3 separate regions of the Mus musculus genome follow, and all the other regions are linked to region 2. A link is a loop called in an ENCODE intact Hi-C map of the cell type or tissue named here. Cell type or tissue: heart. All regions are shown on one strand. Each heading gives the region's core, and the rest is flanking DNA. Links, peaks and the distances in the headings are about the cores only.

Evidence for each region. A loop is a pair of places that touch in the nucleus more often than their neighbours do. Peaks named below come from ENCODE experiments on the same cell type or tissue, not always from the same donor. Only the 100,000 strongest peaks of a DNase experiment are listed, where the experiment ranks them.
Region 1: a loop joins it to region 2, with 2.8 times the contacts of the local background. A loop is called at or near these places in 8 of 42 quality-filtered maps.
Region 3: a loop joins it to region 2, with 2.1 times the contacts of the local background. A loop is called at or near these places in 6 of 42 quality-filtered maps.

Annotation. Positions count from the first base shown.
Region 1 is chr7:100,865,042-100,873,153 of GRCm38, reverse strand. Arhgef17 (Rho guanine nucleotide exchange factor (GEF) 17) reads left to right here. Exons shown (of 21, transcript NM_001081116.1): 21 at 1-3,408. Among named protein-coding and RNA genes, the nearest start is that of Relt, 5.7 kb to the right of the region's middle. In heart, for the core only: no CTCF peak of the experiment used is centred there; DNase peaks (open chromatin) are centred at 3,040 and 4,453; H3K27ac peaks cover 1,128 bases.
Region 2 is chr7:100,517,258-100,525,369 of GRCm38, reverse strand. It overlaps the pseudogene Gm8463. Among named protein-coding and RNA genes, the nearest start is that of Dnajb13, 6.5 kb to the right of the region's middle. In heart, for the core only: a CTCF peak has its summit at 4,536 (motif pointing left); a DNase peak (open chromatin) is centred at 4,499.
Region 3 is chr7:100,815,725-100,823,836 of GRCm38, reverse strand. Fam168a (family with sequence similarity 168, member A) reads right to left here. Exons shown (of 9, transcript NM_001362169.1): 4 at 5,075-5,101. Among named protein-coding and RNA genes, the nearest start is that of Relt, 44 kb to the left of the region's middle. In heart, for the core only: a CTCF peak has its summit at 4,942 (motif pointing right); no DNase peak of the experiment used is centred there; H3K27ac peaks cover 1,132 bases.

The DNA of each region.
Region 1 (8,112 bases), core at 2,078-7,077, 350 kb before region 2:
ACTGTCCCTGAAGCTTCTACCAAAGACACAGCCAGGCCTGGACCCCACAGGGCTGGGGAGGCCGTGTGCAATATGTGGAGAGCTCTCTGGGGCAGTGCGAAGGCTAAGGGGCGGCAACCCTTTTCTATGTACAGTATTTATGTTACTTTCTAGATGAATACTTTCCAAAGCACTTATTTATGCAGTGACCTGGGGCAGGACGTGATGTGAGGAAAAGACAGGAGGAAAAAAGCCTGTTCCTGCCTGAGAGGCCACCCTGGAGCCCTAACCAAGTTGTCCTGGAAGGACCAATGCCCATGTGTTACACACACGCACGCACACATACACACACACCACACTCACACTCACTCTGCATGTTCAGGGCACTAAGACACTGTCCCTTAACCAAGCTCCAGCCCTCCCTGATGGCGCTGCCATCCCAATTCTGAAGCAAAGCCTGCTCGATCCGCTCACTGGGGAGCTTCCAGGGGTTAGCATTTCCAAGGTGACGCCTGAGGTTCCCCAGTGTGGGAACAGTGGTAGGTCTGGGACCGGGCTTTCTCAGGTAAGAGAAAAGGGCCTTCAGTCCTCACAGCTGGCTCAAGCCCCAGCCTCTGCCTCCCCATGTCTCATGCACTGGCACAATGGTCACCTTGTGGGGACCTATGAGTCCCCTTTCTCTGACCACTGAATCGAGTCCCTCTCTGTAAACACCCACGCTGCCAAGGGCAGCCCCTTCAGGAAGGACACCCCACCCCCACCCCCCAGAGTTGAGGGGCTAGACATAACCTTTTTAACTGAGAAGGCCGTCGTCCCTCACCGCCAGGCTGCAGGGAGCCACCCCGACCCTCAGCCCCTTGCTTCAGCTACAACTCCAAAGGTCTGGTTTCAGATAGGGTTTGTTTGTTCTGTTTGATTTTGTTTTTCTTTGGGGTGGGTGGGTCATTGTGGTCTTAGATGATGTTTCTCTTGCTACCAAACAGCCTTGTGTTAACTCTCCTCAGATGATGAAATTTAAAGAGTCAATAAATAGAAACACTAAATGATGGCTCCCCCGGGCCTTGGGCCATCATGGCCTCCTGCCAGCTGTCTCCCTAAGGACGAGGGCTCCCTGACTCTGCCTCAATTGGGTCAAAGGGAGGAGATAAGGAAGTCCTGGGTGATGGGGTTGACACTGAACCTGTGTTGTCACGGGCAGACTGCGGCTGTCTGGGCTTCAGTCTCCTTAGAAGAACCCAGGAGTTCTGAATGTTAGAATTCCTTACAGCTCATATGCGTATCAATGGTGTGTCAGTCTAGCCCTCCCGAGTCCAGCTAGGTTTGGGTTTGGGTGTCTGACCCAGGGCTAGAGTTCCTGTCTAAGGCGCCTGTGGAGCAGAACTACCACACAAGTCGGGCTGATTCTGGTCCAAAGAGATGTGTCATTACACAAGACTGCAAAGGATTTAAGTGCCCAGCAACATGGGGCTGCTCTCTAGGGGCCAAGAGCCCCCCACACACACACCATGGTGTCTTCCCCATGGGACTAAGTGGCCCTCACAGCAGAGGTCAGGTTATGCCGAATCTCTGCTTAGGTCAGCCCAAATGACTCACTTCAAAATTCACTTTCCTGGACTGGGGCAATAATAGTTTAGTGGTTAAGAGCACGGACTGCTCTTCGAGAGGACCCAGGTTCAGTCCCCAGCAGCTCACAGCCATCTATAACTCCAATCCCAAGGGAATCAAATGCCCTTGTCTGGCCTCCAGGGATACGGCATGCATGTGGCCACAAACCTCCATGCAGGCAAAAGACCCATACTCACAAAATAATATATTTTCAATAAAAGAAAGTCTGTTTTTGCACTGAACAGATAGTTCAGTTGACAGACTGTATGCTTGGCATGTGGGAAAACTGAAGCAGGGTATTCTTGAGTTCAAAACCAGCTTAGAGAAGTTATGATGATATGTGCCTATAATCTTAGCGCTTGAGTCACTGGCCAGTGGGTCTCTGTGAATTCACACCCAGCCTGGTCTACCAAGCATGTTCTAGGTCAGCCAGTGCTGCATGGTGAGACCCCTTCCCCATTTCAAAACAAAATGGTTCTACATGGCAAGACACACACACAAAGGGAGAAAGTGTTGGTGTGTGCTTTTATTAACTCGCGTGCATCCCTCAGGGGTCTGCTGGGTCTTCAACACCACAGGACGTGTACAGGACATCTTGCTAGCAGCATTTTCGTGAGGAGACGGTTGTGCCTGTGTGGAATTCAGGATGAAATGGAAGGAACACAGGCTTTGCATGGAACGGCTTCTCTTTGGAATCTTGTCTGATAGCAGCCATGTGACCAGGCCAAGTTATTTCCTTCTCAGTAATGGGGTCTGATAACCTCTTTTCCCCTACAGGATGGTTGGCTAGTGCATGTAGTTCTTGAAATGCAAAGAGGTCCATTTCTGGCCCTTAAATCTAAAGGGTGCCTGCGTCTGGAGACCTGAGCTGGCGGTCAGAGCCCAGTGATCTACATGTTGAAGGCCCACCTCAGGCTCCTCCCCGCTGCCACTAGTCCAGTTATTTGCATTTCTGACAGTGGCTGCCACCTTTAGTGCTTCAGTCATTTCTGCTACTCCAGGATTTCTGCCTCAACAGAGGCCCAAAGCAGACTTCACTTTCAGGACTAGATACATAGGGCTGGGTCTGCGCCATCCTCACCGGGAATATGGCTGGCACATAGCACAACCACTTAGAAGACAGCCTGCCAGGGCATGGGCTGGCCTGAGGACAGGTGTCCATCTGGATCAGGCACTCAGCATGAGTAGGGCGGTCCTGAAGGAACAGGCCTCAGGCTCATCCCCAAGGGAGTCTCCTGGAAAAATTACAACCTGGGCTGTTCATTATTAGTTCTCCAGGGGCACAGGCCCACCGAAGGCCAATTAAATTAAAACCTTAGCTAGGACCCAGGTACCAGTATGTTTATTGGGAGCCACTGATACATAGCACTTATATGAGGAAGTACACAGTGTACAGCTCAGTATAGAACGGCCAAGAGGCATCCATCACCCCAACAGCTCTCCTTATACTCGTGGCCACCCAGGCTTGAGACACTGGGGTGTGGTCTTCCCAGACAGCATAGAGAACTGCCTTAAAGGGCATGATTGTGGGTGAGAGGAAGCAGGACCAAGGTTTGGTGTGAAGCAGGATTATGCAAGGAGGGGTGTAACATGCAGGGGACGGGATATAAGATGCAAGGAGGGCCATAAGAGCCTGATGTGAACGGTCTGTTGTACAGACAGAATGAGAGAAGGCTGAAGGAGCTTGGATGGATGCTCTGAGGGCAGGGTGTGTTCTCAGCTTCATCCCTAAGCCTACTTGCTGTAGCAAGCATCAATAAGTGCTCAATAAATGTTGAATTCATGTTTAATGAAATAAACATTGGAGAATCCAGGTGAGACACAGCTGCATGTCTTTGCTTTTTTGAAACCGTGTCTGTAGCTGAGGGTGACCTTGAACTTCTGATCCTCCTGCCTTGAATGCTGGGATTAGACTTGAGTACCACCATAACTGATTTATTTAATGCTGGAGTCAAACCCAGGGCGGTTCTCACCCCAGGCAAGCATTCTACCGGAGACACATCTCTGAGCTGTAGGTCTTCCATAATAGGGAACTGTAAACTCAGCTTCCTTTGGCTGCTTGCTGAACGCCACAGCTGGGCTCCTTGGATCCTTAAAATGGTCCAGGAAGGTTGCTGCCACTATTTCCTTCTGAGCAATGAAGCTGAGGTGGAGGCTCAGTGTCTTCTTCCTCAAGGTCATTCACCTATCAGAACTGGACTCAGGCCCTCAGGTCTTGATACTTTGTGGGAAAGGAGGAGGTGGTCACACAGGTGTCTGGAAGAGCCCCATGGCCAGAGCCACATGTATGCCTCACATTCAGACTGCTCTGAGAAGTAACTCCTGCTGGATCGCAGAGGAGAGTGAGTCGGAGTCAGAGACTATCTGCTCAGAGAGCTGCTCCTGCAGATATCTGTAGGCTAGAGACAAAAGCCAGGACTAGCTAGACTGCCTCTTAAGGACGGTGACACTTAGGGACCAGGACAGAAAGGCAGGGTTGACACGAGGGAACAGACTCTAGGCTTGAAAGTTCCTCATAGTCAGAAAAGTCAGAAAAAATCTCTTAGGATGAGAAGAGACAAAAGGCCCACACTTGGGGCGAGCCTCAGCACATGGGTCTGTAAGTCTAGAGAGCTTAGCAGGACAGCAGAAGTCTGGCTAAGGCCTTGTCTTAGCCTTGAGCTGAGCCTGGGGAGGGGAGCGTGTACCCAAGGGTTAGACAGCGAGCTCCAGCCCTAGCCTCTGCTCACTGGTGCTTGGAGGCAAATTCTCGATTCTGTGCACCCCGCTGACCTCCAAGAGCTCTTCACATCTTTTGCATGCTTGCCAAACACCAACTCTCTGTCTCTCTGTCCTTAAGCCACAAGATGGTTGCAGGAAGTGGCAAGGGGAAGTGCTATTTTGGGCCCAATTATGGCCAGTGAGGAGCCTTGATGGGCACAGGCAAGTAGACAGGCAACCAAGGGTGGTCAGGGGCAGAGTGCAGGATAGACCTGCAGAGGAGGCCAGGGAGCAGGTTTGGAGATAAAATGTAGGCAGAGCCCCAGATGCTGTGTTTTGGGAAGGTGCCCAGAGCAAGTGCTGAGGCAGAGAAGGTGTGTGTGTTGGGGTGGGGGGTGGGGGGTGGGGGGAGGGCAGATTGGAGCTCCAGATTCCAGTGTCCCTCTTGAAGCTGATGCACCTTACTTGGGTCTCTGCAGATACTATACTCAGGGGAATCAAGTCACTTGCTTAAGGCTACCCAGCCTGTCACTGAGACAGCTAGAGCTTGACCTTTATCTGAGAGACACCAAAGCATGTATTCCTCAATTTCTCCTATTCCTCTCCTCTAGGCTGCTTAACCTCAAACACTTCAGCAAAGCTACCTCCCTCCCAGGCATGGTCCGGCACCTCAAGACCCTTGATCTGTCCATGTAACTGGGCTGCATGTCTGACCTAGGCAGACTTAACCCCACCAGCCTCACGGCCTATAGTCAGTTCATGGCTTCAGATCCCTCTCGGACTCTCCTACCTCCAACCCCCCACCCCACAGGGGACAAGGAGGCCTCTCCTTTTCCTTTCTGAGCACACTTGGGTGGGCCAATAAGGCCCAAGACCAGAGAAGACATACTGAGAGTGCAGGGCCTCCAAGGGAGTTGGTAAGGGAGAGTGTCAGACACAATCCCACCCAGCATGGTTCCAGACCTGGCCAAGAGTCTAGATTTAAATGCAAGCTGAGCCAAGTGAGTCCTCAGACACAGAAAGCCCCAGCTTAGCATCTGCCCAGCACTGGATCCTGGTCTTACTTAGCCCCAGTTCCCATGGCCTGAGCTCCTCCCACTGATCTGGGGCACACCCATGGGTTCTAAGGCCTGCTGGATAACGTAGGACAGAGCCTACTGCGGTTTTGCTAGAGCAAAGCATTGAAACAAGCTTGGGGGCTAGAGGAATGGTTTAGTAGTTAAGAGCATTGGCTGCTCTTCCAGAGGTCCTGAGTTCAATTCTAGCACCTGAATGGTGGCTCACAACTATCTATAATTGTCTGTAGTTCCATGGGATCCTAGTCTCTTTTCTGTTATGCAGATGTACATGCAGAAAAAAACACCCATATACATCAAATACATACATAAATAAATTAAAAAAGAAACTTAAGCCTGTAGCTTTAGTAGTGGCCTTTGGTATCCATGACTTCTGTATCTTCCAACTCAACCAACTATGGATGGAAATTTTACTATTATTGTTGTTTTGTTTTGTTTTGTTTTGTTTTGTTTTGTTTGACACAGGGTCTTTCTATGTAGTCCTGGCTGTCTTGGAACTTATTATATATACCAGGCAGAATTTGAACTCACAGATTCTCCTGCCTCTGCCTCTTGTGTGCTGCAATTAAAGGCTTGAGTCCATACCTAGTGGATGGAAATTTTAGACTTTACAATAGTCGCATCTGTCCTGAGAGAGTCCAAACTTTGTCCCCTATAATTATTCCCTAAATAATATAACAACTGTTTACACAGCATTTGTGTTGCGTTGTGTATTACAAGTAATCTAGAGAGAATTTAAAGTATGGGGGGAATTGGACAGTGAACATACAAATATTCTATTCATTTTATTCTAGGGACTTGAAATTCTGCAGTGTTTGCTGCCGGTGCAGTTCTGGAACTGGAAATGTAGTCTGCCTTTCAATATAGCCAGCAGGGGGCGCCTGCAGTCACCTGTACAAAGATTTCTCAAAACAACCATATCGTGGTAGCTCTGAAAGTGTGACACCAGATTTCTACCTCAACAGGCTTGGCATGGACTTGGAGCCCCTAGCCCTTCTCCTGCTTGTGGGTCACTATGGAAATTCATTCCAACTTGCTGAGGTCTTAAAGTCCTGTGGTACCTATGATGAGCACCAGCCTTCTCCAGTTGCAGTGTGAGAGACTTTACACAAGATATAGTCTCTGAGGCACTCCGGACTGAGTGCCAAGATTCAGTGAGGTCACCTGAAATGCCAGGATCTTAGAGAACCTATGATTTTGAGTCTGTTCTGGAGCGGAGTGACTCTCCAAGCAGCATCAAAAGCCAGCCCCAAATGTGTGGCTGTCACCCTTCTTTCTCTGTCTCCAGACTCCTGGGGAGGGTTCCTGTTGGGAAAGACTTGGGAGTCATAGTCAGCTAGACAAAAAGCCAGCAAGTCCTACCAGCAGTAAATAATAATTAGGCTCCTTTGGAACCAAGGGTGCAGGAAGGGGACATGTGTACTCTTAGGAACCTGTGCTGTGAAGGTGACTTCCACAGAGATTGAGAGTGACCTTCAGGGGTTGGGTGCCCCAGTTTTCAGAGGTGGATACTGACAGAGTTTCTCAGAGAGCTGTTAGTAGAGATGGGCCTGCACCTTCTTGGGAAAGTCAGACTAGTTGTCAGTCCAAAGCCTACGTCCCTATTGGACTATTAAGCGGTACTGGAAATACCATTATCTGGAATTTGAAAATCGGGATATAGAAGGTACATATTGCCGGGCAGTGGTGGCACACGCCTTTAATCCCAGCACTTGGGAGGCAGAGGCAGGCGGATTTCTGAGTTCGAGGCCAGCCTGGTCTACAAAGTGAGTTCCAGGACAGCCAGGACTACAGAGAAACCCTGTCTCGAAAAACCAAAAAAAAAAAAAAAAAAAAAAAAAAAAAGAAGAAGAAGAAGAAGAAGAAGAAGAAGAAGGTCTGTATTATACCAATAAAACATTTCAAAAAAGGCTGAGAGATGGCTTGCTCCGTAAACTGCTTGTGACCTGAGTTCAGTCCCTAAAACCTAGGTCTATAAATAAACAAAAATAAAATAAAGGCTGGAGAGATGGCTCAGGGGTTAAGAACAGTGACTGTTCTTCCAGAGGATCCTGGGTCAATTCCCCCACTGACATGGAGGTTAACAATTGTATATAACTTCAGACGCCCTCCTCTGGCCTCCTTGGGCACTTGGCTTTCAAGTGGTGCCCAGACATATATGCACACAAAATGCTATACACATAAAATATAATAGAAAATTAAAACAAAATAAAACTGAGGAAAACGGTCACAGTGAAGCTTACCTTTCACCACAGCAGGCAGGAGGCAGAGGCAGGCGGGTCTCTGTGAGTCTGAGGCCAACTCAGTCTACATACATGGCGATGGCTCAATAAGGGGACTGTGTCTCAAAAAGAGAAAAACAAAAACTCGGAAGCAGAGAACATTCAGGCAAGTCTGAGCACGTCACTGCTCCCCAGTGGGTTTCCACCATGGACTGTGATGTGGGGCTCTGGGCCCATCCCCAGATTTGGGGGAGCACAGTTGACATTGAATGTATTGGTTTGTTTTTGTTTTTTGTTTTTCCAGGACAGGATGTCACTTTGTATCCTTGGCTGGCTTGCAGTTCACTATGTAGACCAGGCTGGCACAGAACTCAGGGAGATCTGGTTGTCTCTGCCTCCAGTGCTCTGGGGTTAGAAGCACAAGTCACTAGGCCTGCTGCGCTCATGATTTTGACACCAGTAACGTGGAACTTTTTCTGCCCTGTCCCCAAAACCTGGGCTCAGCCAGGTTAATGGAAACTCTCCCCTCC
Region 2 (8,112 bases), core at 2,025-7,024:
TCAAATGGGGTTGCCCATGAGCAGGTGAGCCTTCCTTCTCCCCATTTTAACTGGCCAATAAAAGCTAGAGCCTGTGATTGGCCAGAGTAGAAAAAAAGGTGGGACGGGAGGTCTTTGAGAGTGGGGGCAAGTAGAGAAGAGAGAAGGGAAAAAGAGGAAGAAGAAGGAGAAGGAGAAGGAGAAGGAGAAGGAGAAGGAAGAAGAAGAAGAAGAAGAAGAAGAAGAAGAAGAAGAAAGAAGAAAGAAGAAAGAAGAAAGAAGAAAGAAGAAAGAAGAAAAGAAGAAGAAAAGCCACGATGGAGCAGAACCTTGTGGCCAGGAGAAACCACAAGTAGCGAGGGACTTATAGCTGGGGAGTAAGTTAATGTAGATATAGGCTTATAGCTTACAATTATAACAATTGGATTGCATGCTTTTTATGCGGGCTTATTGGGGTTGGAAATTCCAGCAACCGTGTGTCTACAGCACAGTCCGTTGAGATGTTGAGTAGCTTGCCCATATCTTGTCTAACAAGTATTTCCTCCCTCCCCACAATCTTATTTTCCTCACGTCAGAAAAGGCTCAAAGCCTTAGGTTCACTCCCGTTCCCGGTCAGCAGAGTCTGTCAATCTTCCCTTCAGAGTCTGTAATTCCTTGCCTCACCTTTCCCAGCCCTCAACACTGCACACGGGGGACAGGACAAGTCTTTTTTTTTTTTTTTTTAAGAACAGCAAACACCTTTATTACACTATGAATGAGGCTCATTTGCCTTTCTGGGCTTTGATCTTCCGCAGGTAGAACTCCAGCCCCTTGCCTTCGAGCACACAGCCCTCTGCTCGGCCACGCTGGCCTGGTCCTGAGGCAACGCAGGCGAGAAGCTCGCCCTGCTGGAACTGCTCCTCCAGGAGCCTGCTGATTTGGGCATTCTTTTTCCTTTTGTCGTATTTTCTTTTGAATTTTCTTTGATCATTTTTTGTTTAAAATCTCTTCCTCCTCAGGAGTCAGCTTGGCCTCCTTCTTGCGGCCCAGGGGCAGTGCATAGTGAGACTCGGACCACTGTCGGTATGGTGTGCTGTCAATAAGCACAAAGCTGTTCTTCACCAGGGTCTTGGTGCAGACAAGCTCATTGTGGACAACATCAGTGATCCTTGTTTTGCGAATACAACACTCAGAGCCCCAGGAAAAATTCCCCACATCCCATCTCAGGGCACAGTACTTCTTACTGCCTCCTCGAACTCGGACTCTGTGTATATGGCGAGGGCCAATCTTAGTGTTGGCAGCAAGCCGTCCCAGCTCATACTTCCGCTTCTTGTGATAGGGTTTTCTCGTAACCCTGGTCTTCCAGTGCTTGTGCCAGTTGTCCTGAGAGATGCCCATTGCTTGGTGCTGGCTGGAAAGAGCAGAACAATTCTTTTGAAACCTAAAAGCCCACCCTCGGTGACACAACTCCTTCAACAAGGCCACACCTCCTAATCCTTCCCAAGCAGTTCTACCAACTGGGGACCAAATCTTCAAACATTCGAATGTATGAGCCTGTGAGGACTGTCCTCATCCAAACGACAACATCTAAAAGATGAGGACTTTTTTTCTTTCTTTTTCTGCTTACAAAAGATAATGTTTCCAAGGGCAGGAAAAGCTAAGGTCTCCAGCATAGTTTTGTTTGGAATATATGCATTTATTATCAGATATAATTGGACAATGGTTTTTTTTCATTTTTAATTGTATGTATGTGTGCACTTATGTATAGGTATGTGCATATAAATACAGATACCTACGTAGCCCAGAGGAGTGGAATTCCTAGAGCTGGAGTTGCAGATGGGTACCAGAAGAGAGCATTACATTCCTTCGAACTAGACTTATAGGCAGCTGTGAATTGTCATGTGGGTCCTGGGAACCGAACCTGGGTCTTCAGCAAGAGCATCAATTGCTCTTAACTGCTGAGCCGGGTCTCCAGTCCCCTCAGGCCTTCTTTTCCCCACTGAGTGCAGTTAGTGCTGCTCACATGTATACAAGAGTGAGACCACCTACTGGCACATTGGTATCCTACAGTTGTCCCCCTCAAATAAGGACTCTTCCACCACCAACTCCAGCCCCAGCAGCCATCAACTGCCAAAATGCATGCTGCATCCATGGTTCTAGGGTCTTACCTTTCATTGAAAAATTAATAAAATGTTCCTCAGAGGAAAAGTTATATATTCAGAACCGTATGCATACAACTTAGAGATGCAGAGAGACCCAGTCTATTGGTGCCCCCCACCCCCACCTCAGGAGCTGACCCTGTGCTGAGCCATGCACAACACCAATGGGGTTTCAGACTACCTGTGTCCTATAGAGCAGCGCTGACCAGTCAGAGGTGCTGGAAGCACACCCTGTGATGGCCCCTCTCTTACTCTTGTGGTCAATAAATCTCTCTGACTCAAGCTCGGCATGGTGGTGTACAGCTGTGTTCCCAGTACTCTGGAAGCTGAAGCGAGAAGGTCAGAAGTTCAAGACCTCTTCAGCAACAGGGTGAGTCTGCAACCAGCTTGAATGTAAGAGCCCATCTGAAAACCCATCCCCCCACAACTCCCTAGATTAATGAAGGTTAACAGTAGGGTTTTGTTTTCAAATTTTCTTTTTGAGGATTTATTTATTTATATTAGATATATTTATTTTATGTACAATGTGAGCACACTGTCTCTGTCTTCAGCACACCAGAAGAGGGCATTGGATTCCATTACAGATGGTTGTGAGCCACCATGTGGTGCGGTTGTTGGGAATTGAACTCCGGACCTCTGGAAGAGCATTCAGTGCTCTTAATCATCTCTCCAGACCCTGAAGGTTTATTTTTATCTCTCTCTCTCTCTCTCTCTCTCTCTCTCTCTCTGTGTGTGTGTGTGTGTGTGTGTGTGTGTGTGTGTGTGTACGTACATGTATGCCATTGTTGTGGGTGCCTGTAGAGGCCAGGAGAGGGCGCTGGATTCCCTGGAGCTGAAATTACAGGCATCTGTGAGTTGCTCAACATGGCCTTTGGTAAAATACCAAGTGTTCTTAACCAATGAGACATCTCTGCAGTCCCCAGAGTAACACTTTTTGAAATTAAAGAATACTAGACTTCCTTTGAGCTGTGAATTCTTGGTCCAGGTTGCCCTATGGGAGAATCAGATTTGCACACGCTGTTGAGACAATCTGGTGTGATGTTATCACTTTCAAACCCCTGATCCCTTAGAAAGAAGTGATAGTAAAGAGGATGGACCCTGACTCGTGGTGAGGTGACACTCCAGTCAGCCGTCCTTCTACCGTAGTCATCCGGCAGGTCCTCACAGAGCCAGCACTTAATCCCTGAGCCATCTCTAGCTCTCCAGCACTTGTGTTTTATTTACTTATTTTGTTTTTGATACAGGCTCTATCTGCACAGCCCTGGCTGCCCTGGATCTTCCTTTGTAGCCCAGGCTAACCTTCGAACTCACAGAGAACCACTTGCCTCTGCCTCCCAAGTACTGGAATCCATGCTAGGATTAAAAGTGTGCACCGCTATCACCATCGCCTGGCTCCATGCTCTCAAACAAAATAATGCCAAGCAATTTTTATGCCTTTTAAACTGTATAAATATTAACTTATCAGTACAAAAGCAAAATGAATTCACATTTGACCAAACTGGGTTTGTTTTAACAAACATACAAACAAACAAGCAAAAACTACTAGGTGCAAAGCGCTATGTAAATCTGAGATCTCACTGCCAACTTTAAGGTATCAACTTAAAGATGTTATCAAATTAAAAACAAAACAGGAAACAAGATGAAGGTGACATTGGCCTGATCAATGTGCGCACACATACACACACACACACACACACACACACACACCCCTTTAAAAATTATGTATCTTTAGTGAGGCTATGCCAGTGCCTGGCAAATACAGAAGTGGATGCTCACAGTCATCTATTGGATGGAACACAGGGCCCCCAATGGAGGAGCTAGAGAAAGTACCCAAGGAGCTGAAGGGGTCTGCAACCCTATAGGTGGAACAACAATATAAACTAACCAGTACTCCCAGAGCTCGTGTCTCCAGCTGCATATGTAGCTGGGAAGAGAGGCCCCTAAGTCTTGCAAACTTTATATGCCCCAGTACAGGGGAACACCAGGGCCAAGAAGTGGGAGTGGGTGGGTTGTGGGGCAGGGTGGGGGGGAGGGTATAGGGAGCTTTCGGGATAGTATTTGAAATGTAAATAAAGAAAATATCTAATAAAAATTTTAAAATTATGTATCTTTAAAATATGTGTGTGTCACGTGATATGTGTGTGGCATAGATTCCCCTGGAGCTATGTTACAGGCAAGAGTGAGCTGGCTAATTGTGGGTGATGGGAATCAAACTCAGGTCCTCTGCAAGAACAGCAAATGCTCTTCATCACTGGGTCTGCTCTCCGTACCCACACCACTATGTTTTCTAGAGTTTTCTAGAGCTGATGTCCTGGTTGTGACCGCTCTGATTCTCTGTTGTCCATCTTGTCTGCTGTAAAGCAAAGCAGCTCAGTTTTCGGCAAAGACGCCTTCCCCGGTTCTCCAGCGCCCCCTTGTGACGTCCAGTGAGAAGTGCCTGGATCTCTCACTGCCCGCCAAAGTCCTCACCATGGATAAAGGCTTCTTTGTGTATATACATTTTGTATTCTATTTTAAATTATTTCAATCATGTGTAAAATTTACAAGAATCATACAAAATGTGGTGTGAACCTCCTTTTTTAAGGTTTATTTATTTATTATATGTAAGTACACTGTAGCTGTCTTCAGACACCCCAGAACAGATTCAGTTATCATTACAGATGGTTGTGAGCCACCACGTGGTTGCTGGGATTTGAACTCAGGGCCTTCAGAAGAGCAGTCGGTGCTCTTAACCACTGAGCCATCTCTCCAGCCCTGGTGTGCACCTCTTATCGCAGCTGTTGGAGCACAGAGGCAGGGGGTAAACAACCTGGTCTTATCTCATAGCAAGTTCCAGTGAATCCATAAAAAGGTGGGGAGTCGTTTCATCAAGACGTCTCAGTGAGCAAGGGAACTTGCTGCCAAGCTTGATGATAAGGGTTGGTCCTTAGAGCTCAGGTGACATTCAAGAGAACCAGTCTCTGCGTGTTTACACACGCATGCACACACAGAGAAAGGGTGGGGGGTGGGGAGAGGTGGTTCAGTGGGTAAAGTGCTTGCTCCACAAACATGAGGTACAGAGTTTAGATCCTGGGAATCATGATCCCGGGAATCATGTAAAAAGCTGAGCATGAATGACAGTGAGGTGTGCCTGAAAGCTTGTTGCTAGAAGGTAGAAACAGGAGAATCTTTGGGGCTTGCTGGTCAACCAGTCTAGCCAATCCATGATCCAGGTTCAGTGAGAGACACTGCCTCAAAAAATAAGATGAAGAGCAAAGGAGAAAGATACCCAACATTGACTTCAATATTGACTTCTGGCCTTCATATGCACGTACAACTGTGCAGGGACCCATGTTGCACACAGGCACACGCGCGCGCACACACACACACACACACACACACACACACACACACACTGTAGTGGCTATTCCTGGTTGTCAACTTGACAATATTTGGAATGAACTACAATCCGGAATTGGAAGGCTCACCAGTGACCCTTATCTGGAGGCTTGGAGATCCTTATCTGGATCTTGGTTTGAAGATCTTGAGCCATAGTGGCTATGGATTCCAGAAGATTGAATCTCCGAGTTTAAGGAACACACCTTTAATCTGGGCTACACCTTCTGCTGGAGACAATATAAGGACATTGGAAGAAGGGAGTCTAGCTCTTGCTATTGCTCCTTCGCCTGCTTGCTGCGTGAGACTGAGTAACTGCTAGATCCTTGGACTTCCATTCACAGCTGCGACTGAACAATTGTTGGGAATTGGGCTGCCGACTGTAAGTCATCAATAAATTCCTTTACTATTTAGAGACTATCCATAAGTTCTGTGACTCTAGAGAACCCTGACTAATACACACACACACACACACACACACCAGTACAAAAGAGTCCTGTATGTTCCTGTTCAGTTGTTATAATTCTGTACACACAGTTTGTATATGCTGTATGTTTTTCCTGGCCCATTTTAGTGTAATGCATAAACACTCCACCCTGTCATTCTAAAATACTCCAGGATGCTTTTGCTAAAGTGAAAGTCATTCTCCTGCCTCATCACTATGCAGCTATGAGAACAAGGCAATCACCATTGTTTCTGTCCTGTTACCCAGTCTGCAGGCTGCATTCTGTTATCCTAGCAACGCCTTTCCTAGCCACCCTGTCCTCGGTGGCCCAGGATCTGATCCAGGAGCATGGAGCACATTACAGTGCTTTTTCTCGGACGGAGTTTCCCAGCTTTTCCTTGTCTTTCATGAGCCTGATGAGTTCGGAACAGAATCCAATTGGAGTTATGCTCTTGGGTTGGGTTTATCTGTTATTTCCTCATTCGATTTAGGTTTCACATTGGACAAGAATAACACAGAAGCTATTTTTGTCCTTAGAACCTCATACTGGGAGCCACAGGACTCAGATTATCCGATAACTGATGATATCCATCTACAACTACATACTACGCTAACAACACAGGAAGAGACTAACCCAAGGGAAAAAGCAGTCCAGAGTTCCCGACCATGCCCCTGTGTCTGTGTTGGCAGAGACCTTTACTATGGAGGCGTCATGGGGAGTCTGGGCACTTCTGGGAGCCAAAGCTGGAGTTGCAAGTATGGCAGGAGCCTGAACCTTGGTTTGAGTCTTTGTATTGTCCTTGGGCTGAAAGATCCTATTATCCCAAGCTTGGGGTGAACACTGTAAACAAATCAGTTGAGCTTACAGTTGGTCTCCTTTGGAGCCTTGTGCTTAAACTCAGTAGGCTTTACTAAGGCCTTGCTATATCCTCAAGAGTGCACTCGTGACCTTGGTCATGGTTTCTGTGACTTCTTTAGGTCCTGTGATTCTTGGCAAAATGTATGTTCCTTAGGAGATTGCTATCTGTTCTCTTAGGAGACTCATCTCTGTCCTCGTGGCTGGGAATTTTTGCATGTCTGTTGCATGCGTGTATAAGGGTGTGCTTTCCCATGTGTGCTCAGGTGGAAACCAGGAAGTGCAGGTTTCCCATATGGCCAGTGAACCCCAGGACACACCTGCCTCTGCCTGCCAGCACTGAGGTTACACTTCCACCTCACTTTTACATGGTGCTGGGAATCCAAGCTCAAGCCCCCATCTTGCCTGTTTGAGCCAGACTCTTGTGTAGCACAGGGTGGTCTCAAACTCACTGTGTTGACATCAGGAATGGGTGGGAAGGTCAAGCTCACATGCTGACATTGCCGATGAAAATGAGAACAACTGCATCAGGCTACCTCACAGCTGAGTGATAGGCCCTCTGTGAACGTCACTGCTCAAGAGACTTGTCTGTACAGGATATCATTTATATAAAATTTAAAGTATGAAAGGGCAGGTGTGTTAGAAGTGATCAGAACGAGCCAGTTGTAGTTGTCTGTCAAACATCATCAGACATGTTCATGTACAGTAAAGCCACAAAGAGAAGCAGAGAGGGACAAGCAGACAGGGAGGGGACAGGAAGGGGACACTACATGATGCTCCTCCAGCCAGAGATGTTCCAGGATTGATCTTTGAGCAAATAAGCAGGGTTTTTTTTTCTGGTCCTGCTCTCTCTGGCCCAATAAGCAGTTTTATAAGGAGGAAAAATAGGAGCCGGAGAGATGGCTTAGCAGTTAAGATCACTTACTGCTCTTACAGAAAACCCTGCTTTGGTTCCCAGCACCTACATGGCAGCTCACAACTGCCTGTGACTCCAGTTCCAGGGAATCCGATGCCTCCTCCTGATTTTTGTGAGCTCCTGCTAAAGTGTGGGGTGCACAGACATGCACCTAGTAACATGATCATATGACAAATAGGTATAGATAAGATAGATAGATAGATAGATAGATAGATAGATAGATAGATAGATAGATAGGTGATAGATAGATAGATAGATAGATAGATAAATAGATAGATGATAGATAGATAGATAGATAGATAGATAGATAGATAGATAGATAGATAGATGACTGACTGACTGGGGATACGGCTCCCTGGATAAAGTGCCTGCTGTGCAAACCTGACAACCTGAGTCTAGGTTC
Region 3 (8,112 bases), core at 2,078-7,077, 300 kb before region 2:
CAGTATATTCCTCTACCACCTTCTCATTAACATTTGGCAGTGTGGTGGGCCAAATTAACTGAGTCTTTAAAAAAAGTCCCTGTGGTCTGAGACTTATCTGAGGTATGGTTAATAAGTGTGAGTTGCTTCCAAAGAGAAACTGACAAGTAACTGCCATTTTACATGAGCTTCCCTGGGACAGCATCTCTTTTAAAGGACTGAGCTGTGCATGGCAGTCTCAAAGCCTGAGCACTGTGGCTCTGCTATCAGCCATGCAATGGGCACTCCTTGCCAATTCCTTCTGCATACTAGCCATGGTCCGACAGACACACTTCCAGCATATGTCTGAATATCTCCTAATAGGCGGTACTGGATGTTCCAACTGAGACAGCTCCTCATGAGTTAGAGATGATCCTTTGGCCACCATGACAATACATGTCAAAACTGGGGTAGGTGCGTAGTATGTTACAGAAATTAGTTTGAGATATGTAGAGACTTTCCAGGATAGCTCAAAGCTCAGCTTGAGAAATTTCATTAAGTGTTCTAGAAGCAGGGAATGACTCAAAAACTTACCGTCATGGTATCCTGAGGGGAAGGAGAGAGGAAATAGGGGGGAAATTCCTTTATAAAAAGGAAGAAAGAGAAAAAGTGAGATAGAGAAAGAGAGAGAAAGGAGAGAAAGAAGGAAAGAGAGAGAGAAGGAGAGAAAGAAGGAGAGAGGAAATGAGAAAGGAAGAAGGAGGGAGGGAGGGAGGGATGGAGGGAGGGAGGGAGGGAAAGAGAGAAAAAGAGAGAAAGGAAGGAAGGAAGGAAGGAAGGAAGGAGGAAGGAAGGAGGAAGGAAGAAGGAAGGAAGAAAGAAGGAAGGAAGGAGAAAGGAAAGAAAACTATTCTTTCAAACACCAGGAGACACAGTTTTGATCCAAATTTCTATTTTAAGGTTAAAAAATGATCAATTTTTTCTTTATAATACTTTTACATTCTAATAAGATGTTGGAAGTTTTGGGCACAGAGTATTCTAAAGTATATTAACAGTATGGGGACTAGGCTGACAACAACCAGATGAACCTGAAATCTTTTCGTAAGTGGATAAGGAAAGACAGGGAAGCATAATAAGAAAGTATGGTGGCCCTATAGATTCCTACAGGGTTTGCTACCTCGAGAGCTTCTACAATGTGTTTGCTGACTGGTTTACAACTAACATCTCTGTTCCTTCTATCACAGAGTTGTAATGGCTAGGGAAGGTTGTGGATTCTGCTGGGTTTTTCTGAACTAAAACCAAAATGTAGCTTCATCGGCTGACTGCTTGCATTAATGGTCTGCAGTATATACAGCAAAGGCTGAGGAATGAGAAGGCAATCATGGGCAGGAAAGTGACACTAAAAGGAGAATCTGGCAAGAGAAATGGAGACAGCATAACTCCATGCAGAGCCCAGAACCCTGCTAGACAGCCAGGACAGTGTGGAGCTTCTGCAGAGGGGATTTAAATAAACACCTCGGGTGTCTGTCTCCAGAGGGTGGGATGCTAATATGAAAGGAATTAATAAAGGATCCAATTAGTGTCAAAAATCTTATCACAATGTCTCCAAATTCAGGGATTGACATCCAGTGAGGCGGGAGGCCACAACCATCCACAAACAAATTACTGCTGTGTCAAATAGGTAGCTCTGAGAAGTCAAACAGAGCAGTTCCATGCCCTAAGAGCTCAGTGGGCCTCCACCAAGAACCAAAAGGTCTTAATTTGGCCATAGCAATTTGGAGAATTTAGAGGTCCCAATTTGTTCTGTTCTGACTTTTTTCCTCCTCCTCCTTCCGAGTGGGGTATAGATATAATTTTCATTATAAGCCCGAAGTCTGACAATTGCCTGAAGGACTGTGTGACAACTGAAGTTAAATCAAAATTAGCCACAGAGTACTGAGGCCTAACTGCACTCAGCACTGAGGGGAATGCCACGGTGGACAGGAACACACGTGGGTTACGTCACTGCACACAAGGGACTTACGATCTACTGGGGATGCAACTCAGCCACACAGCAACCAGGGAGTGAACAAGACAGCATGTCACAGTAAAATAATGTTGCAGATCAATCAGGAAAGAAGCCAGTGTCATTGTGTTGTCAACAATGTCTTTCCTAAGCCATCACTTAGGCTAAACTTTCACATTTTACAAATAAACTGGACGTTTCTTCTGGTTTTATTATACAGAAAACAAACAGCATTTTCTGTATTTTTCCTTAATGCTTGAATAGTTAATAATTAAAAAAAATAGATACATGTAAAAACTAAATGAAAGTAAGTTTTTAACAGTCAATTTAACCTCCTTGCTGACTGCATGAGTCTGTCTCTTCTCCCTGCTACAGTAATCCTTTCTGATGGTGACAGCAATGTGGAGCTCAGCTGCTGGACAAAACCAATGCCAACTGAAACTCTTAGCAGCATGGCGATAGAAAGAGCTCTTGTCAGGCAGGCCTGTTTTGGGGTGCCAAAAAGGAACTACTTCCTAAAAATCTTCTATCCTTTGAATTAAGTGATCATTAATTACAGATGTATCACATGAAAACATTATTAAGCCATCCACTTAAGAACGTATGTAATTACTATAGCTGTGTAAAAAGGACAGCGAGTAGACAAATAAACACAGCAGAACTGTGTGCCTGCCGAGTTCTAGCTGCTGAGTTGTTCACTTCCTGGATATGGGACCCTCATGCCCTCTGACACTAGAACAATCTGTTAAGCACATTTACAAAGAGAGGCAGCAAGGGACCATCATCCTGAACCATGTACTGAGTTGGGAAATGAGATCTAGCCTGGGCTCTGCCACTTACTAGCTGTGAGACCTTGGGCAAGTCACTTAATTGTCTGAGCTTCCTTTCTGTTGTATTGTAAACTGGCAGTACTAATGATTCCCCGGTTGCTTAATGGTATTGATAACATCATCAGTCTTAATGGTTTCTAGTTCTGGTAGCCCTATGCTTCCATCCCTACAGTTATGGCCAACTCCAACTCAAGCTCTCATCTCCTTCTACTTAGCCACTTCAACTGTTTCTAAATGCTCTGGGCTTGGTCTTTTTAAGTAGTCCCTTCTAACCTCCAAGCAATAGCCACACTGGTCTCTTAAAAACTTCCCATGGTTCTCAGTACCTAAAGGCTACAGATTCAACTCTTCGTATTAGAGACTCCCCTGATCTAATACCGACAATGTCTCGTGGTTTGAACAGAAATGTCTTACATTGGTTGACAAGTCTAAATACTTGGTCTTTTGGCTAGAGGTGATATTTTGGAAGATTGTGGAACCTTTAGGTGGCACAGCCTTGGTAGAAGTAGGTCACTGAGAGTGGGCCTGGAGGTTGTATAGCCTGGTCCTACTTCTCAACCACTCTCTTCTTCCTGACTCACAAATCTCCCTTGATTCTCTAATCATCTCAGCTCCAACCCACACCACTGTGCACAAACTGCTCATCACTCTCCGAGTGTGCCAAGGGGCTTTACCCCGAATGGTTTGGTCTATTCTCCTAGCCCTGTCAGCATCTCTCTCCACATTCCACCTGGCACACATGTATTAAGTAATCAGTCATGAGCTAAAGACTCCATTCTATTATGAAGTCTTTTCCTCTGCCCACTCTCTATCACATTATCCCATATAACTGACTATCCTAGTTCCTGTGAGTCTTAGAGGTTCCTGTCCCTGGTTGAACATTTCCCCAATAAATTGTGAGTTTCTAGAGAATAGGGAGCTTGTCTTACTGGTCTTTGGATATTCACAGGGCCAATGTAGGGCCTGGCACAGAACACGTTGTGAATCACTCCACCCACATTTATTAGACGTTCTAATTCAGTGGTTCTCAACCGTCGTAATGCTGCAACCCTTTAACACAATTCCTAATGTTGTGATGACCCCAACCATAAAACTATTTCATTGTTACTTTGTAACTGTTATAAACCCTATGTGTCTCGTGATGGCCTGAGGTGACCCTTGTGAAACCCCAACACAAGTTGAGAACTGCTGTGCTAATCAGAAGGGTGCGGAACCATGTAGCCTTCTCTAAGTTTTTAGGGTCTTTTGTTTGAGTTCACAAAAAGTAACCTCACATGAACAGTAAGTGAAACAGTTCTGTAGCTAGCACTACTGAAATAATAAACATTACAAGAGAATGAAATGTTAGCATTTAAAAAAGACCTTGAAATCATGTGACATGAAAAACTTTATGGCCTGGGGACATTAGCAAGTTGCCCAAGATCACACAGCCCACAGCAGTAGCAAAAGAAATCTCACAGCTCATCTTCTGGAAGATGTGCCATGTATAAAAACATTCACTTTCCAACAGTAAGATTAAAAGTTGAGAAAACATTCAAAGATTTTACAAAGATACCCTAAGTAGCCCAGGTGAGTGTGGTAAAAGTGGCAAGTCTCTCCTATGGTCCCTTACTGTCTATGACAAGAAGGACCTAGTCAAGTTACACCGCTGGGACCCTCACAGGTGCCCACAAGTTCCTGTGGTGCCTTGGGCCTGGAGTCCACACTGCCCAGAGAACTCAACTTGGATCCCTCACCCACTGGCACACTTGGCTCGTAACTTTCATCATCCAGAAAAATACTCCAAAAGTGAGGCCAGAGCTCAAGATCTGGATGAAGGCAACAGACTGTATCTAAAGTCAACCAGGTCTTCAAACATGTCAGACTGCTAATGGCAATAGAAAATCTGATCCTGGGGCCATCGGACTGGTGTTTTAGGGTCTAATAGGCACAATCAAGGGGCTCCTCGGAGCCTACCATTAAGCTAACAGAGGAACCACACACAGGTCTTAGAATTTTCCTTCATTTGTTTGAATCAGGCAGCCAGGTTAGGGTGTGAAACGCCTTTTAGTGCCATGATCCTTCATTGCTGCCCTATGGGAATGGTTCATGTGTGTCTCCAACCCATGATTTTGCACCATCAGACATGTTCCTGCATGCTATAGGAACTGCTGCTAGGCCACCTGGGGGAGCCCAAGCCTAGGAGATGGGATTTGGGGAGGAAAGGAAAGGGAATCTACCATTGTTACAAGATAACACATTCATAGGTCATAATACAGATGAGGAAAAATAGCTCTCCTACCATAAGCTGAATGCAGGAACTGAAACTCTGTTGGATAGAAACGTTAGTTGAAATTACCACTAAGAATCTTTGCAAAGTTGTACATACTGCAGTTCTACAACAGACCTGTTTCACGATAGCAGTTCCCCAGGCTGCATAAGAGGCAGACTGTGGAGGACAGGAAGGACCCCCCCTGGAAAGGGTGACAGACTTGCCATCCAGGAAAGTTTATTTGTTGCAGAGAAACCTCTCTGAATGCTGCAGGATCTCCCAGAGAAGTGACCCAAAATTGCCTGCATATGAACAGGAGTAAGGTCGTGCTCTCTGCTTGTCTATATTAAGACTATTTCAATTCTCCCAAGAACTGTGGAGGGATTTCAGGCATGATGAAGGCTTTACAATGAAGAAAAAAATGAAGGCTCAGGAGATATGACCACCATAGATAGGCCTCTCAAAGAACTAGGTCCAACGTAGAGACACTCCATCTAGGACAGTGTTGTGCCGTAGAAGGAACACAGGCTATGGGGTCAGACAAATGGGTTTGAATCTCAGATACATGGCATTTTAAATTTAATTTTGAAGGTTATTTAATCCTCTCTGAGTTAAACTGGAGGCAAGAAACTCTAGCTAACAAGACAAAGGTAAAAAGGTACACTTGTAACTTGCCTTGCATAGAGATTTTTCTCTACTTTCTCCCAGGTTTGTAATTTGGGAAAACCTCATATATACTTCATATAGTTTAACTCTAATGAGACAGAGATGAGAACATGCTTCTTATGAGAGAGTTTGGACATTACTTTCCTATTTAGTCTTCTTTCATTTTCAAGTTACATTATCAGGAATATGTTAAACCCTTTGTTCCCTGGATTCTGAAAAAGATCTCTTGGCTAGCTCTTGCCTCCTGTGAGGCTAAATACCTAAATATGATCCCTAAAATTGGTAAACACTTAGGAAGAAGCCAATAAAAGGCAGGTAGTCCACTGCTTTTCAGAACCAATGAAAGAGCGAGCTTTCCTCTGTATCCTAGGCAGATGTATCTAAGGAGCACAAAGGCTGCTAAAAATAGGGTCTCTCCAAGCAATTGCTTGGTCTCCTTGAAGTAAGGAAGAAAATTTAAACCCAAGTGCCTGGCTCCTTGCAGGCACCGCCCTGCATTCCAAATGACCAGCTCTGGCAAGAAGCTGAGAATCACCTATACTGTTCCCTCTGACCTTGAGCCTCTATGACAGGAATTTCCCTGTAACAGTCAGACCTAGGATGGTAGAGGTAAGCAACACACAATATGAAACACACGCAGCTCTCAGTGTGTGTGCATGAGCATGTGTGTGTCTCAAATGTCACACAAACATTTGAAACGGTTAATTCCAGTTTGGTACCTCTTCTTCCCCTACCCCCTTCCTTCCTGTTTTTTGTTTGCTTCTTTGAGACAGGCTCTCCCATGGGGTACAAGACAATCTTTAACTCTTGTGTAGCTAAGGATGACCTTGAACTCTGATCTTCCTGTTTCTACCTCCAAGGTGCAGAGATAATAGGTATGCCTGGCCAGTGTGGGGCTTTCTAACACAACACTCCAGTACTATCCCTTGTTGTGGATTTGGGTTTCTGAGTAAATGGTCTAGCTTTAATCATAGCTTACAAGTGTCTTGACTTTTTAAAGCACTAATCCTTAGGTAGAGACTTCCTTTTTATTTTAGTATTGAAATGTAATATTCCACACACAGCAGCACCTTTCCAGACTCGCCATGTTTTTAACAGTCTCAGACTCCTCTCTGAACTGCCTTCTTCTCCAGCCCGGCTGCTCCCGTCTAACACTTCAGTGTCTGCCCACTGTCTCAGCAATGACAGGCGGCTAAGAGTTCTGGTGCAGCGGCAGGATGCCAGAATGCAGATCTAGCTGCTGAATTTCAATAAGTTTCTTCTTTCCCAATTGGAAATTGGGAAAAACAAAGTACTCAGTTTGTTGTACTATAAAACAAGTTAACATCTATAAAGAGTTTCAAATTGTTGTTGACACAAATGAAACATTGAATTAATCGAAGTTTTGGTTTTTTGTTTTGTTTTGAAACAGGGTCTCAATTATGTACCCCTGGCTGACCACGAACTCATGGAGATCCACCTGCCTCAGTCTCACAAATGCCAGGATTAAAGGCATGCACTACCATCCCTGGACTAATAGCAGTATTTTATTCCTTGTTCTGCCAGCTACTTGCCAAACTGATCCTTAAATAATCCTAAAATCTCTTCCCACAAGTGCCAAATACTCTTGAGAAGGTAGCTTGCTGTTAGAGGGTCCCCTTCAGCTACCTCTAGTGCTAGTCCTGAGCCGCTCTGCACTGCAGGCATTCCACCTCCTGTCACTCAACTTCCCAAAAGAAGAAAGAAGACGAACATCAGAGTCCTTGTTGCCATGGCAGCTGCTGGGAGGCCTAGCTCCATGTGACTCTGGCATCTCTGACTGGTCTTGTCTCGCCCCCCCCACCAGTGCACACGGAATCCCACTCTCACCCGGATGCCCCTTCACCTGCACATTCCTTCTTCACTGTGCCTTTGGTTTTCTTTTTTTTTAGCTGAGTCTCTGGAAAGCATGCTACCATGCTATCCATTGCTCTCATTTCTCTGTGTCACTACACACTGCTTCCCAGGATCCCCACCTCCCTGACTACAGCCAGTGAGGTCACCAGGATTCCTGACTATGACGACAATAACTTTTCTGTATTCATGACCTCACCGGAAAGTCTGCCACAACTCACCTCCTTCTATTTTCGGCTGGTGACAAAGCCCATTCACAGATTTCACAGTACTTGGATTGAAATCACTTATGTACTGTGACATTTCATAATGTTCTCTTAGTTTTTAAGATAAAATGTTTTTATCAGATAATTAGTGTAGTTTTTATACTGTTGCTGCTCATTATTACAGATTTGTGGCAGTAGAATAACGTATCTTACTGATTAAAGGAAACAGACATTAGTCCACATGCCACTGTTCTCATTAACTCTTTTGGGACAGTAATGGCGGCTTCTTCAAGGGAGCATCACCTACATACAGTACCTTCTAGA